Linked DNA regions of Homo sapiens: region 1 is linked to region 2. Evidence: chromatin loops called from intact Hi-C (ENCODE). Cell type or tissue: Panc1. All regions are shown on one strand.

What was found. Peaks named below come from ENCODE experiments on the same cell type or tissue, not always from the same donor. Only the 100,000 strongest peaks of a DNase experiment are listed, where the experiment ranks them.
Region 1: it touches region 2 in a loop (7-fold over the local background); 31 of 110 quality-filtered maps call a loop at or near these places.

Annotation. Positions count from the first base shown.
Region 1 is chr19:34,552,287-34,560,286 of GRCh38, forward strand. It overlaps LOC105372374 (a long non-coding RNA gene), which reads left to right and starts at 3,208. Exons shown (of 4, transcript XR_935923.3): 1 at 3,208-3,560; 2 at 3,649-3,717; 3 at 4,140-4,186; 4 at 5,991-6,698. It also overlaps the pseudogene ZNF807P. In Panc1, CTCF peaks have their summits at 3,369 (motif pointing left), 4,487 (motif pointing right) and 4,698; a DNase peak (open chromatin) is centred at 3,388; H3K27me3 peaks cover 1,212 bases.
Region 2 is chr19:34,709,361-34,717,360 of GRCh38, forward strand. It overlaps the pseudogene SCGB1B1P. Among named protein-coding and RNA genes, the nearest start is that of ZNF181, 21 kb to the right of the region's middle. In Panc1, CTCF peaks have their summits at 3,525 (motif pointing left) and 3,727; a DNase peak (open chromatin) is centred at 3,491; H3K27me3 peaks cover 1,663 bases.

The sequences.
Region 1 (8,000 bases), 160 kb before region 2:
AAAATTACTTAGCAGCATGATTTCCTCTTGCCTGCTTGGCACTAGGTCTTTCTGTTTTAAACTTTTTTAGTATAAGACCAGAGCAGCCTTGAGTCTGTCAGCCCCGTTCTTTAGGTGATACCTTTCTATCTGGTGTTTTCTGTACTAATAGGTGTTCCACACTGGCAGGTGAACATACAATTCCCAGCCCTGGATGAGCTCAAATAATTGTTTGGGATATTGCTTTGTAGGGGTTCCTTTCTAAACCTCAGGTAGTGTCTGGTCATGCTTGTGCAGATCGGGACTTAGCCAAAGATTTACATGGATACTTCTGCAAATCTTTGCCTCTCTCCTCTCTCCTATTATCCCACCTAAATTATACCCATGGTGGTCACCATATATACTTATTTTTCTTCTACACTGTAAGCAGGAATAATTGTAGGGCTCACGTGTTGTAACCTAGTGAGTTACAGAGAAACACCACACTCTGAGACGAATTCAGGTGTCCTTTATTAGCCAGCGACTGAGAGATGGCTAGTGCTCAAAATTCTCTAGGCCCCAAAGAAGGGGCTAGATTTTCTTTTTTACTTTGGTTTAGAAAGGAGAGGGGGGGAGTCTAGTTAAAACAATCTTACAGAAGTAAAGCAGGCAAAAAGTTATAAGGATAAATGGTTACAGGAAAGCAAACAGTTCCAGGTGCAGGGGCTTTAAATCTATCACAGGGTGACAGATGCGGGGCTTTGGGTGTTATCAACCAGATGAATTCCTAGGAACTGCGGATATAGCTTTCCACAGTATCTTATCAGTTAATTGCATCCTTGGATGTGTTGGGAATCTGCTTGCACAAGTCAAGTCAAGTCCTTGAGGAAGGGAGTGGGTAAGGGGCTGTAAGTGAAGGAGCCAAGATGGAGTCTGTCTGGCTCTCTCAGCTAAGGGAGAGTCAATTCAGGTTAAAACAAGGTTGGGTATCACATTCCCCACTTGTGTTTTTGGGGAATCAAACCATTGATTCCTCGGTTATAACCAGGGGGTTATATTGGGTTTTAAGGTACATAAGCTTGACAGAAGCTATATGTTGTTTTACAAAATTAAGAAACCAATTTAACATACAAGGCTCAAAGACTAAGCCTAACAATAGGGGAGAAAGGGTCCAGCTAACCCAGTGATTAGAGTAGTTAGCAATGGATTCCAGTTAAACATGCTTTGGTACCAGGGGGTGTTATTTTCTCGTTCTTGCTGGTGCCTGTCTAGGTTTTCTCAAACTTTTTGGAGAGTATCTTTTATGACTCCAGACTGATTGGCACAGAAGCAACAACTCTCTCCTAGAGTGGCACATAACCCTCCTTGGGAGAGAAATAGCAGATCTAAGCCTCGGCGGTTTTGAAGAACTACTTCAGCTAGAGATTTTACTTGGGTATGTAGTATATTTATGGCTGATTGGAGATTGCTTAAATCAGCATCTACTTGTTGAGACAGGGACATTAGTCCAGTTTCTCCCTGAACCAGGGCAGCCATGCTGATGGCTGCTGATCCAGCTATGCTAAGGCCAGCCAGGAGGGGTACAAGGAGTGGGGTGGCTCGGCAAAACCTGGGATGTAATTCAGGGGGAGCAATAAGAAGTTATCCTTCTGGCCCACTATACACGTAGACCTGGGGGAGTACATGAACCAACACACACAGGAGAGGTCCTGGTTTAGTTCCATTGATGTGGCAAGTGAGACCTGAAGTGCAGGCTAACCAGGTATTGTTAGGTGCCTGGTAGGAGACTGAGGTGCTTAAGGAGGTAAGCATAGACTGATTACAGGTAGCCTGAAAGGGAGAAGCAGATAAGTTATATCCGGTGCTAATTAGACAAGAAGTGTTTCCAGACGTATCTCCTAATGGGAGGGCATGGGGGCATGTACAACAAGAAAGAGAGCCAATTTTAAGTGCGGCTTCTACTCCTAATCCAATATAATATGGGGGTTTGTCCTTTAGGCACAACCAACAATCTTGGGCTAGTTTAGGCTGGGTGAGATTGAGGAGGTGATGTACCCCACCTAGAATGGACATCAGGCTGGGTTGGAGGTGCTGTCATTGCAGGTGAGGTTTGGGGACCAGGAATGGCAGTGGGACAGTTAAATCAACCTTGTCTGGATGTTTTGGGAACATAAGGTCATCTAAATCAGTTAAAGGCCTGATTGGCTTAGGAGGGCTCCATGAGACGAGGATTTTTTTTGGATGGTGAACATAGTTCCAACATCAAATCCCGGGATATAAAGCCTTAATCCCTATGACATGACATAATACCATTGAGCTAAATTAGGATTATGGATGTTTATAGTGAGAGGATTGCAATTTCTCCTAGTACACAGCTTAGGACGGGAAGCACGAGCTATGGAAAGGGTTGAAGATCGAGTTGATGCCCCAGAGTAGGTGGCCAAAGTTACACATGTCCAGTCAGGGCAGAAAAACTGGTAAGAATCTTGACAACTAGAGTTAGGGTGATTTCCAGGACAGAGGTAAAAGTCAACATTCTGAAGTCCTTTTTCTGCACCTTTGGAGTTTCCACATCCAGTCTGGCTTCTGGAGTGTCCAAATTCCACAGCAAAGTCGACGATACCTGCTCCTATGACTGGCAGATTGCATTGTTCTTCATGGGTATGGGCAGGCTCTGGGAACAAAGTACATAAATCAACTGTAAAAGAGACTTCCTTGAGATTCCTGCCTTCCAAGTAGTGTTTGCAAACACACATCCTGCTGTGAAAGAAGTGAGGAGGAAAGAGTAGGATGGGGCAGAAGGCATAATAGGTGGAAACAAACAATAGAGGTAAATAAAAAGAATTAATCTGATGGCTTCACTTGACTTAGGGGCAGTTTTAAGGGGCCTGGCCCAGGCTTGGGGACCCATGTTTCTTGTTGGGCTCTGTTGTCCTTTTTGATGTGAGATTGATGAATCCAAGCTGGAATGCCATCTACTTTCAGAGCCGTTGGTGTGGTGAGGATGACAGTATGAGGTCCTTTTCAGGCAGGAATGAGTCCTTTCTGGAACTTTTTAATGTACATGAGGTCACCCGGCTGGAAAGAGTGGTAGGGCCCCGTCTAGTCAGGAACTGGATTGGGGTGAGCTCCCCGGACAAGCGGCTGGATGATGTCTTGTACCTGTTGGAGAGACTTCCTGATTTTTACTGGCCTGAAGATCCGAAGCCTGTTTTTCCTCCTCTGGGGAATATTTTGGGTGATCTGGCAAGTCAGGTTGCAGAAAGGACACTGCAGGCAGCAGGGTCAGAGGTGCAACAGGGAGACGAGCTGCCTCCTAGGCTGTAGAGTCTGCTTTTTGGTTACCATGGGCAATGGCCATGTCTTCTTTTTGATGTCCTTTGCAGTGAATTACAGCCACCTGCTGGCAGTGCTTGGGCCTACAGTATATCCATCTCTGTAGTGATGGCAGCACCAGCCTTTTGAACTCCCTGCTCAAGGAAGCTGCTACCATCTCTAAACACGGTGGCTTCTGCCTCCTTTAAAGATACCTCTTGGAGATCAGGTCGGCCAGATTCCGTAGTCTCCAACGGTTCTTGGCAGTCATGGACAGGTATAGTAAGGTCTGTCTCTTGGTGGTGGGAGTGGGGATTCACAGGATGGCTTCACACTGGTGAGTGCCCTTTTTCCTTTCTTTATCTTGTACCTTAGGTAGGACACTCTAAGAAGACAAAGCTGGGCCTTTTTGGCCGAGATCCAATACCTGAGCACCTGAAGGAGGTAAAGTAGGTCCCTAGTATGTTGCAGGCAGCTGTCAGTAGTTTCAGTAGCCAATAAGTCATCTACATACTGAAGAATAGTACAATTGGGGTGACTGGCTCAGAATGGTATAAGATCCTGTTGGAGGGCTTCCCCAAAAAGGATGGGGGAATTTTTAAAGCCTTGAGGTAACTGAGTCCAAGTTAATTGGGTGGTATCTCCTGAGCCAGGATCTGTCCATTCAAAAGCAAAGATAGGTTGGCTTTTGGGGGCCAGAGGAATAGCAAAGAAGGCATCCTTTAAGTCAAGGACAGTGTATACTGTATGTTCTGGTGGGAGCAGGCTGAGTAAAGTATAAGCATTGTGGACAGTTGGATGGATGGTAACTGTCCACTTGTTAACCTCCCTCAAGTCCTGCACAGGCTGGTAATCATTTGTTCCAGGTTTCTGGACCGGCAAAAATGGAGTATTCCAGGTGGATTGACATGGTGTGAGTATGCCAGCTTGTAGCAGTCACTGAATATGGAGATTTATCCCCTCTCTAGCCTGCTGACTCATAGGATACTGTTTTATCTGGACTGGCAGGGCAGTGGCCAGAAGTTCTACAACTACTGGCAGATGATGCTTTGCTTATCCCAGGGGGTTTGACTCAGCCCAGACTCGAGGAAACAGTCTGTAGGTCTAATAGGAGGAGAGAATTTGTTTTATTCTCCAATGGTTGTGATGGTGAAACCAAAAGATATTCCTCTGACAGAGGGGTAGTTAGCAGGAGTTGGGCAGTAGGGGGCGTTGTGTCCCCTAACGTGAAGTGAGCCTGCTGGGCTGAGAGATAGAAGCCTGTAACTTATGGAGCAGGTCTCATCTGAGAAGGGGAAGGGGGCACTCTGGGACTACAAGAAATGAGTGAGTTACTCTTTTCTTTCCTAAACTCACTTATCATGAGTGGGTGACAGGATATTCCTGAATAGCTCCTGTTGCCCCTTGTACAGCTACTCTTTTATTAGAGACACTGCCTAAGGGTGTCTGCAGTACTGAGTGTTCCACCTCAGTATCTATTAGGAAGTATACATGCTGGCCCCCCACTGTAGCGGTCACCATGGGCTCCTGGGGGCCAAGTGAAAGGGAGCCCCAGTCCCATCAGTCATCAGACTCCTCCGCTGTGGGGAGGGTGAGGACCTTTTTCTTTTCTGGTTTTTGCTCTGGCTTTAATGGGCATTCCTTCTTCCAGTGTCCTATCTGCTTGCAATAAGCACATTGGTTTTTCTCCAGGGGAGCCCGCTCACCTTTCTTGCCCTTTTGGCTGGGACCCGGGGTTCCCTGGCTATTCCTCTGTGATGGGGGCCCTTACTTTTTGGCTTCCTGGATGGCCACCACTAAGATTTTTGCTTGTCTTTTGGATGCTTTATCAGCAGCTTTTTCAGCTGCCTCAGCTGCCTGTTTTCGTTTTTCAGACTCTCGATTGTCAAAAACTTTCTGGGCTACTTCTAAAAGCTGGCTATTGTTCATTCCAGCAAATCCCTCCGGCTTTTGTAATTTTCTTTTACTATCAGTAGCTGCCTGAGCCACAAACACCAAATTAATAGCACGGCTATTCTTGGGAGCTGCCGGGTCAAAAGGGGTGTAAGTTTGATAGGCCTCCTGGAGACTTTCTAAAAGTGTTCCAGGTTCATCAGGCCCCTGGACAACTTCAGTTGTCTCAGACAGATTTATGGGTTTTTGAGCGGCTCCCTTGAGGCCCACAAGGAGATACCGGTGAAAATCATCTAAAGCCCTCCTCCCACCCGAGGAGTTAGGATCCCAATTAGGCCGGGTAGAGGGAAAAACCTCCTTAACGAGGTTTTGGGCTTCCCCCTCTGGTCTATCAGCTGATGTAAGGAAATACTTTCTGGCTTCTCTTCGGATACAATTCCTCTCTTCAGAGATGAAGAGGGTTAAAAGGCGTTGCTGACAATCATCCCAGGTGGGCCGGTGAGTCTGGAGCATGGACTCCATCAGTGAGGTCAGAACCTGGGGTTTTTCAAAGAAGGGGGGATTATGAGCCTTCCAGTTGTACAGGTCAGAAGTAGAGAAAGGGACGTAAACTAAGAATGGAGCTGAGCGCTCATCACCCGGAGGGATTTGTGCCTCTCTCAGTGGGAGGAGGGGGGCTACCTCCTCCTGCCATGGCCACAATCAGGAGGCAATAGATGGGGACGCCACAGGAGATGTAGTTGAGGAGGCAAGGGGAGATTCTGGGGGAGCAGGAGGGTTATAAGGTGGCAGAACTGTGTGAGGAAAACTTTCCTCTTCTTCAGAGGGAGGCAATACAGGAGGAGCCAAGGGAGCTGAGGATCCGGACAAAAGTGTGTGGTCTCGCTTAAAATGACCTTGGAGGTAAGATTATGAATGGCACATGAGCGGAGCCAAGGGGGAGGGCTCCGGACCAATCTCAGCCATTGATCAATGTAGGGAAACGGATCGGGGTGACCGGGAGTTCCAGCAACGACCCGCCACACAGCCTGAAGAGCTGTGAGATTCAGTGACCCTTCTGGGGGCCACACGGTTCCAAACTGTGGTCATTCTACTTCACAGAGTATCTGGAGTTTGCCTTTTTTAAGGTGGACCCCATAATTCTCTGAGAAGCCTAGGGAGAAATTTTGTAACATACATTGGAGAGGGCTCCAATCTTTATGAGGCTGGGAAGAAGAGTTTCCCATTCTGGAGGCAATTTAAAAAGGTTTCAGCAGAAATATTAAACCCAGCACAGACAGAGAAATTCAAGACCTGGGGGGCTGCAGTATCAGAAGAACAGAAGTATTATAACCAGAAGAAGAAGGAAAACAACCATAGTCAACACTTCTTGCCACATAAGGACGGTCTGTTTAAGCTTTGAGATCTAGGGGGAGGACAAGAGGCAGGTCTGAGGCCAGTGGGACCTACGTGATCCCCTCCTTTTTGTCCTATAGCCTAAATATCTTTGGTGTCTCCATGACTTGAAGGCAAAAAGTTCAAACTTGGCCTTTTCTTTTAAGGGTTGAAAAAGGGAGGACAGAACCAAGTCTTGGAGACACTGGATTTGCTGCAACACAGGAAAATGAGATGTGCAGGGTAAAGGATGGGAATGAGGAGGAAAAGGGGCCACTTGGATTTTTCCAGGCTAGGAGGAGCCATGCCGGGCAGCTCTGGGTCACCAGGGCCACTCTGCGGTCCCCCGCCCTGCCTCCAGGCCCTGTCAGACGCTGCAAGCCCAGCTCAGAAGCCTGGCCTGGGACCAAGTTCACTGCAGCAGGCTGGGCCCTTGCATTCTGAGCTGGGTGCGGATGCGCTGGTGCTCTGGGAAGTCAGGGGCTTTGACAACTGAAGGCAAAGGAGCCGGGCACCTGAGGGGGTCCCGGGGGAGGGGGTGCCGGGGGAGGGGATCCGGCGTCGTCACCCTCCAGTCCTTGCCCACAGGTCAGGGAGCCCCTGCCATGGGGGAAGGAGGCTGTTTCTTTTGTAAACTGGTGGAGGCGTGCCTCGCCCCTGGGCCTGACAGCCCAAAGAGACACGCCTGAGACCTCTGGACAGAGTACAGCAGTATGGGCGTAGGTTTCTCTGCACAGTGCCTTATCCATGGGCACGGGAAAAGTTATGGGATGACAGAAAAGATGAGCAAGGAGGTCTGTGGGGTGGCTATTTTGAATCCACCACCGGTCTAATGTGGAGGTGGTCCAGTCAATTGGGCATGGGGTATGGCAATCTAAATGCCAGCAACCTTTAAGGTGCCAGAAATCCCACACTCTTTCCCATAACAACACCTGATTTGTTTCTGACAGAAAAGGCAGGACTGGGATGGCCAACCCAAATGATTGATGAGAAATTTGACCTCCTGTGATAGAAAATCAGTACTGAGGACCTTGAAGAAGTTCTTACCCAGTTGTCTAGGGCAGTATTGATGACCTGACATATGAAATTTTACCAAACAAGACAATAGACCCTGGGGCATACAAACAATTATGACAATTTTTTAATAGACAGACAAAGGAAGGGGGGCCCGTGATGGGATCAGTCAGATGCCCATCTGGCCACTCTCCCTGAGGGGACTTAGGCTCCTCTTAGCATTGGCAGGCTGGTATAAACCCCTGGCTTGGATCGAGCTATGCCTGATGCTGCCTTAAGCCTTAAGAGGTCACCACGGAACTGCAGGTGAGGGCCCATTCAAACTCCGTAGCTTTCACCGTGGAGCTACATACTGGAAATTCAAGTGCAAGCCCTTGAACTCCACATTCACGCACTCATTCACACAGAGTTTATAACAGTTTTCTTATTCCCTTTCCAAAACAGAG
Region 2 (8,000 bases):
GCTGGCCTTGAACTCCTGGGCCCAAGGGATCCTCCTGCCTCTGCCTCCCAAAGTGCTGGTATTGTACACTTGAGCCACCACACCTGGCCACCCTACTCTTGTCTTCAGAAACATCTAGCCACCATCAAGCTTACTGCCCTCCCACCTTGAGTATGTGCTGGATGTTTCCCAAGAAAATAGTAGGGAAAGGGAAAAACAGTAGAGAAAGCCAACACAGATGACACTAATCAAGTGATAAGTGATAACCAGTGCCTAGACATTGATGTCACAGGGTCCTGCACTTCCAGGGTGTGTTCCCTAAAATCCTAATCCCAATGTAAATATTATGAGAAAAAATGCCAAACTCAGCTTGGTGGGCATTTGACGATGTCCACCACCTCAACACTACCAAGGCCATAAAAAAGCAAGGCAGGACTAAGACAGTGTCACACACCAGAAGACATGATGAACAGCTGACAGCTGGAGCTCATTGCTTGGCACCTCTCAACCAAGAGCCCTTACCAGACATGAATCCTGTTTTGTACAAGGTTCTAATCAAGGCCAAAAACCTTGCATTCTACCTTTGACTCTGCAGCTTCAGCAAACCTTATTCTGTCACTACTGACTCAGAGAAAAGGTCAGCCAAGAACCTCTAGCCAAAAACTGCCTTATTCTGAACTGACAAAGTACTGAAAACTTTCACTTTATTTAACTAATACAAAGCAATTTAATAAGCAAATATACAGTAAGTATCTGTAAAAGTTCTTGTTCATAGACTCCAGAGGCCAGGCACAGTGACTCATGCCTGATGAGTGTCTCTCCCAGCACTTTGGGAGGCTGAGGTGGGAGGATCGCTTGAGTCCAGAAGTTTGAGATGAGCCTGGGCAAGATGGGGAAACCCCATCTCTACAAAAACTAAAAATAAAAAAGTTAGCCAGGCTTGGTTGTGCACACCTGTGGTCCCTGCGACTTGGGAGGCTAAGATGGATGGCTTGAGCCTGAGAGGTTGAGGCTGCAGTGAGCTCTGATTGCACCACTGCAATCCAGCCTGAGCAACAGGAGACTCTGTCTTAAAAAAATAAGAAACCAAAATAAGTTTTAAAAATATGTAGTTTATAGACTCCAGAGCAATGGGGATGTCCCTTCAATTCATCTAACAGACATTTATAGAGCATCTACTTTGTGTTGGTCCTGGTCTGAGCCCTGAGGATGTAGCAGCACATTGGAGCTCCTCATACATCTATGGGTAGGGGGAGATAATCAGCAAATGGAAAGACACAGGCCTTTTCCTGCCCCACTGTGAGACCTGGCACAGGTATAAAAGGGCCTCAAATGGGGCCTGACGAACTTGCCACTGGCACCATGAAGCTGGCTCCTACTTTCGGGCTGCTCTTCACTGCCGTGCTCCTGATCTCCAGGGCAAGTAGGTGCCAGGCTGTGAATGCCTGGGGATGTGGATGCTGGGGCTTTGATGGCATCCAAGGGCAGTTTTGAGCATACATGGAGGGAAAGGGATGTGTAGGCTCTGATGAGTGTCTCTCAAGGGTCTGTCCACGTGTCATTGTGTTCCAGATTGTGACATCTGCCCAGTTGTGACAAAGGATGTTGATCTCTTCCTGGTGGGAACCCCTGATGAATATGTTGATCATGTGGCACAATACTGAACATCCTCATTAATATTGTCCAATGCTAGAAAGCTGAAGAACTGTTTCAATGGCAAATTGGCAGACGAGGACAAGAGGCATGTGCTCAGTGGGCTGGTGAGTGCAGCTGTGTGTGCCTGCACCTTAGTCTGGGTGGAGGGTCTGCTGGTTCTAGGGCAGTGGGTGGGAGTGCTTATTCTCCTCCCACCAACTTACCATTATGATATGTAATTGAGACTACTGGAAATAGATTTACATGTGAGGTGTGTAGCAACAGTAAAATGTATTTTAATAAAAGGTTATAAGAGGCATAAAAATATAAATTCTTGCCTAGGGTTAAAGAATTGTTTTAAATTAGAAAATATGAAGTTAAAAGTTCAAACAAGTGGTAGAAAGTGTAAAAATAAATCTTGCAAAAATTCTATGTATGAATATATTGACTAAATTCAAAAGGGTATTATATGGTTTTTCTCTAAATTCAGCATTAAAATAAGAGCATGACAAGGTACTCTCCCACCAAGGCCTTTCCCTGGGAATCTGGGAGGAAAAGGAACCTCGTGAATGAGGAGGTAGAGAGGAGGGAGCAGACACCAATGACGCAGGGAAGGGCCAGGAAGGGGGATTCAGCTAGCCCTTGAGCTTGTGGGCTGGCTCTGGCTGTTCAGCTCTGTAGGCTAGCCTGGGAACCTCCAGGACCTCCTGTGTCCATGGCACCACTCAACCTCAATTTTAGACCCTTGGCTCTGACCTCCTGGCCTACAGCCTCTCGAGCACATGAGACTCTCCAAACCATGAGCCCTGGGTCTTTCTAATACAGGATTTATTAAGAAATTATTTTTAGGCAGCTAGAAAGGGTAAAAGTTCTCGGTGGAATTTTCCTTTAATAAAAAGCAGCCCCAAACCATTTCTTCTCCGACAGAAAGCAGCCTGATATATATGAAAACTAGGAGCTTTCATATGTAAATGCCAGCAGCGGTACCTGGAAGCCAGGTACATTGAATATGGTGGTTCCTGCTCTCCTTTTCCTTGTCACCGTGTGTGTAGGAATCATGGTGACCCACCAGGTAGAACCACATTTGCATAATAAAAGAGTAGGGTGGGAAGGCCAGTCTTTTTGCAGGCTATGCAAATGGAACGTCTAGTCAAACCAATCCCCTGGGCCCTATGTAAATCAATCACCACCTCCCTAAGCCTCTGCACAAAATCGATTGCATCCTGCTGCAAACTGGAGACCCTCTCTTGGGCGACCTGCTTTCTCAGCATGAGGAAGCCTTTTCTCTCTCTTCTTCTTCTTTGTCTATTAAACTTTCTGCTCCTAAACCCACTCCTCATGTGTATTCGCGTCCTGAATTTTTTTCGACTGAGACAAAGAAACAGGGTATATACCCCAGTCAACCAAGCTGTTTCATCTGGCGGTTCTCATCCAGGATCAGGATCAGAATGGAAGATAGAAACATCGGACTGGTGAGTATGGAGTGAGCCTCAAATCTGCCCTTTAATCTCAAGGCTGTCTTCAAACCAGTTTTTTTTTTTTTTTCCACAGAGTTCCTAGCCATCACATGAGGCTGGGAGAAGTCCTAGGGCAACTGAGAATTTCTGTCCAGGGCACACCCTGGCATTATTCAAAGGCTTCGGGACTGAACCCAGCCTCCAACAGCCCATCCAAGTGTTGATCATGGATCTCCAGCTATCCTGTCACAAAATTTTCCTTTCTTTTCTATCTGCTGTCACTATGTCTCCTATCCTCTGTGTGTGCAGTGTGCAGGAAATTTTACAGTTCAGGGAAACAGTTCTGTTAGGAAAGATCAGCAAACACCACGTGCAGCAACTCAACAAGCATCTCTATCCTGCCTCTGGCGAGCACATGTTATTTCTAAGCCAACAGCGCCACCTAGTGGAAATATAAATCCTCTTCATGTGGCAAATCGCCGGTGTTTTACAGTAATACTGCAGCTTCTCAATTCTTTCTTTTTGCACCGCTAGAAATCAGCCTCTAAGGTCTTTCTGTGAATGGGAAAGCTCCAACTTCAACAATTAGGAGGAAAATGTCCTTCACAGCCAAATGTTAGCGCCCATACTGTGCCAACAGCAGGAAAAATCACCATTAGGTCCCTACGTTCATTTCTGTCTCCAATGAGAGCAGTACTTAATTAGTAAAGTGATTTTAAGTACAGAGGTTAAACAGAACCATTTTGCTATGGGTAAATATTTTAGCACAGGCCATAATAGCAGGTAATTTAGCACACTGACTCTGTTAAAGAAGGCTTGCCCAAAGGGGACACAGTCTCTCCAGAGATCCATTTCTTCAGGAAGCCAGGCAGATCACACAGATCGATAAGCTAAGGCAGTGTGGGTAAAGCATGGTTAATCCCATAACTTAGTTCATAAGGTTCCATGACTTGGAGGACCACGCCTACAACAATGGGCAGCACAGTTAACACAATGCTGGGACACAGGAACCAAGGAGAGAAAACTGTTGGGGGGATGCTCCCACTGTCTTCCTCTCCACCCTAGGTCACAGTGAAAGGACACCTAGGGAGTAGAAACAGAGGGACAAAAGAACTACAGGGCAAACAAAAATGTTAACAAAATGGCAATAGTAAATGGTAGGAGACTTCCACATGTCACATTTAATAATAGACAGACCATCTAGACAGACAACGTATAACAGACTTAAACAAAATCATAGAACAAATGGATCTACCAGACACACACAGAACTTTCCTCCCAACAGCGGAAGACATTCTCCTCAAGAATACACACTACAGTCTCCAGGATAGAAGACAAGTTAATTCGAAAACAAGTCTTAACAAATTTAAGATCAGAACCATATTCAGTGTCTTTTCTAGCCACGGTGGAATGAAACCAGAAATCAAAACTGGCAAGAAAACAGGGAAGTTTATATATATGTGGAAAAATTCAAAATTTCTTGACACAATTGCTGCACTTCTGATCAAATGGCTCTTGCAGATATTTATAGACTATTTCATCCAACAGCTGCAAAATATTATTTCTTTCCATAAGAACATTTAACAAAGAATGAGTATTTGATAGGAAAACAGGATGACTATAGTTAATAATCATTTAATTGTATATTTTAAAATAACTGAAAAAGTATAATCAGATTATTTGTAACACAAAGAATAAATCCTTCAGGTGACGGATACCCCATTGACTCTTTTTCTTTTTTTTTTTTGACAGAGTCTAGCACTGTTGCCTGGGCTGGAGTGCAATGGTGCAATCTCGGCTCACTGCAACCTCCGCCTCCTGGGTTCAAATGATCTCCTGCCTCAGCCTCCCAAGTAGCTGGGATTAAAAATACAAAAAATAAAAATTTTTGTATTTTTAGTAGAGACGGGGTTTCACTATGTTGGCCAGGCTGGTCTTGAACTCCTAACCTTGTGATCTGCCTGCATTGGCCTCCTGAAGTGCTGGGATTACAAGTGTGAGCCACCACACCCAGCCTCCCGTTGACTCTTATGTGATTATTATACATCGTTTGCCTGCATGAAAATATCACATCAAGTATCATTTCTGACCACAATGAAGTAACACTATAAATCAAATCAATAACAAGATAAATTTTCTAAAATGAACAAATATATAAAAATGAGACAATGAGCAAATAAACAAATTAAGAAGCAAATTAAAAAAATTTTTGAAGCAAGTTAAAATAGAAATGCCACATACCAAAGCCTGTGTGATCCAGCAAACACAATATTAGCAAGAATTTTGATAATAAATATCTTCATCAAAAATGTAGAAAAAGTTCAAATAAAACCTGCACAACATAACAAAATCTATAGGGTACTGAAAAGGCAATAATAACAAGGTAGTTTAGTAGTAACTACCTACATCAAAAAAAAGAGAGAAAGATTTCAAGTAAAACTTAATGCATTTCAAGGAACTAAAAGAGCAAATACAAACCAAACCCAAATTTAGCAGGAGGAAAGATATAATAAAGATCACAGCAGAAATAAATGAAATTGAGACTAAAAAATAGTATAGAAGATTAACAAATGAAGAGTTGGTTTTGTTAAAAGAAAAAAAATCATCAGACCATTAACTAGATTGTGAAAAAAGACCCAAGTAAATAAAACCAGAAATGAAATAGTAGACATCACAACTGATACCACGCAAAAACGAAGTATCATTAGAGATTGCTACCAGTAACTATAAGCTAACAAATTAGAAAACGTACCAGAAATGTGTAAATTATTAGACATATAAAATTTACCAAGATTGAACCAAGAAGAAATAGAACTCCTGAATAGAGCAATTACAAGTAATGAGATTGAACCTGTAATAAAATGTCTCCATCAAAGAAAAAACCCAGGCTCCATTTTCTTCCAGAATTGTACAAAATATTTAAGAACTAATACCAATTCTTCAAAAAGTCCTCCAGAAAATTGAAGGGAATGAAATTCTTCCAAACTCATTCTACAAAACCAGCAATACCCTGATGGCAAAACCAGACAAGGACACACACACATACAGAAAACAACAACAACAACAACAACTATAGGCCAATATCCATCATCCTCAACAAAATTCTAGCAAACCAACCCCAACAGCACAGCAAAATGATCATTCCCCATGATCAAGTGGGAGTTCTCCCAGGAATGCAAGGATGGTTCAAAATACACAAATCAATACATGTGACACATCACATCAACAGAAGGAAGAACAAGAACCATACAATCATGTAAATAGATGCAGAAAAAGCATCTGATAAAATTCAACTGTGCTTCATTATAAAAACTCTTAACAAACTGGGTGTAAAAAGAACGTATGCCAATATAATAAATGAAATATATGGCAAACCCACTGCCAACATCATAGTGAATAAGGAAATATTGAAACGTCATTCTCTAAAATCTGGAACAAGAAAAAAAAGTGGCCACTTTCACCAGTTTTATTCAACATAGTACTGGAAGTCCTAGCCAGAGCAGTTAGGCAACAGAAAGAAATAAAGTGCATCCAGACTGGATAGGAGGATGTCCCAGTCTCTGCTTGCAGATGACATGGTCTTGTATATAGAAAAACCTAAAAGGACCAACAAAAACTCTTAGAACTGATAAAGAAATTCAGTAAAGGCACAGGATACAAAATCAACATATAAAAATCAGTAGCATTCGTACACATCAGCAACAAATTAGTAAAGGAAGAAATTGAGAAGGCAAACTCATGTAAAATAGCTACCAAAATAAGAATAAATTTAACGAAAGAGGTGAAAGACCTCTACCCAAAAAGCTATAAAACGCTGATGAAAGAAAGTGAAGAGGACATCAAAAGTGAAAAGGCATCCCATGTTCATGATTGGAACAATTAATGTTGTGAAAATGAGCATATCACCAAAAGTGATCTGCAGATTCAATGCAATCCCTGTCAAAATATCAATGATATCTTCACAGAGGTAGAAAAAACAATCCTAAAATTGGTAAGAAACCACAAAAGACTCAGAATAACCAAAGCAATCCTCAGAAAAATGAACTAAGTTGGAGGCATAACACTTCTTGAAGTCAAAATAGATTATATAGCTATGGTTAAAACAAAAACAACACAACAACAAACAGTTGGGCATGGTGGCTCATGCCTGTAATCCCAGCTCTTAGGGAGGCAGAGGCGGGAGGATACCTTGAACCCAGGAGTTCGAGACCTGCCTGGGCAACATAGTGAAACCCTGTTTGCCACGAAAAGGAAAACAAAAGAAAAAAAAACAGTATGATACTGTCATAAAAATAGACACATAGTCAATGGAACTAAATAGCACAGAAATAAGTTCACATATTTACCATCAACAGATTTTCAACAAAAGTGCCAAGAACATTTATTGGGGATTGGAGAGTCTTTTCAATAAGTGGTGCTGGGAAAACTGGATATTAATATGCCAAAAATATGAAACCAGACATCCATCTCTAATCATATTTTTCCTTAAATCAACTCAAAATAGCTTAAAGACTTATATGCAAGAGCTGAAACTATAAAACTACTAGAAGAAAATATGCATAAAAATTTTCAGGACATTGGTCTTGGCAAAGATTTTATGGAGAAAACCCAAAAGCACAGACAACAAAAGCAAAAATAGACAAATGGGATTACATTAAACTAAAAAGCTTCAGCACAGCAAAGGAAACAATCAATAGAGAGAAGAGATGACTTGCAGGATGGAAAAAAAAATATTTGCAAACTATTCATCTGACAAGGGATTCATATCCAGAATATATAAGGAACTCAAATAACTCAACATGGAAAAACACACAAATAATCTGATGTACAAATGGCAAATTAGCTGAAGAAATATCTCTCAAAAGATGGCATACAAATGGTCCAGGTATTTTTCCAGTGGTCAGCATCACCAATCATCAGGGAAATGCA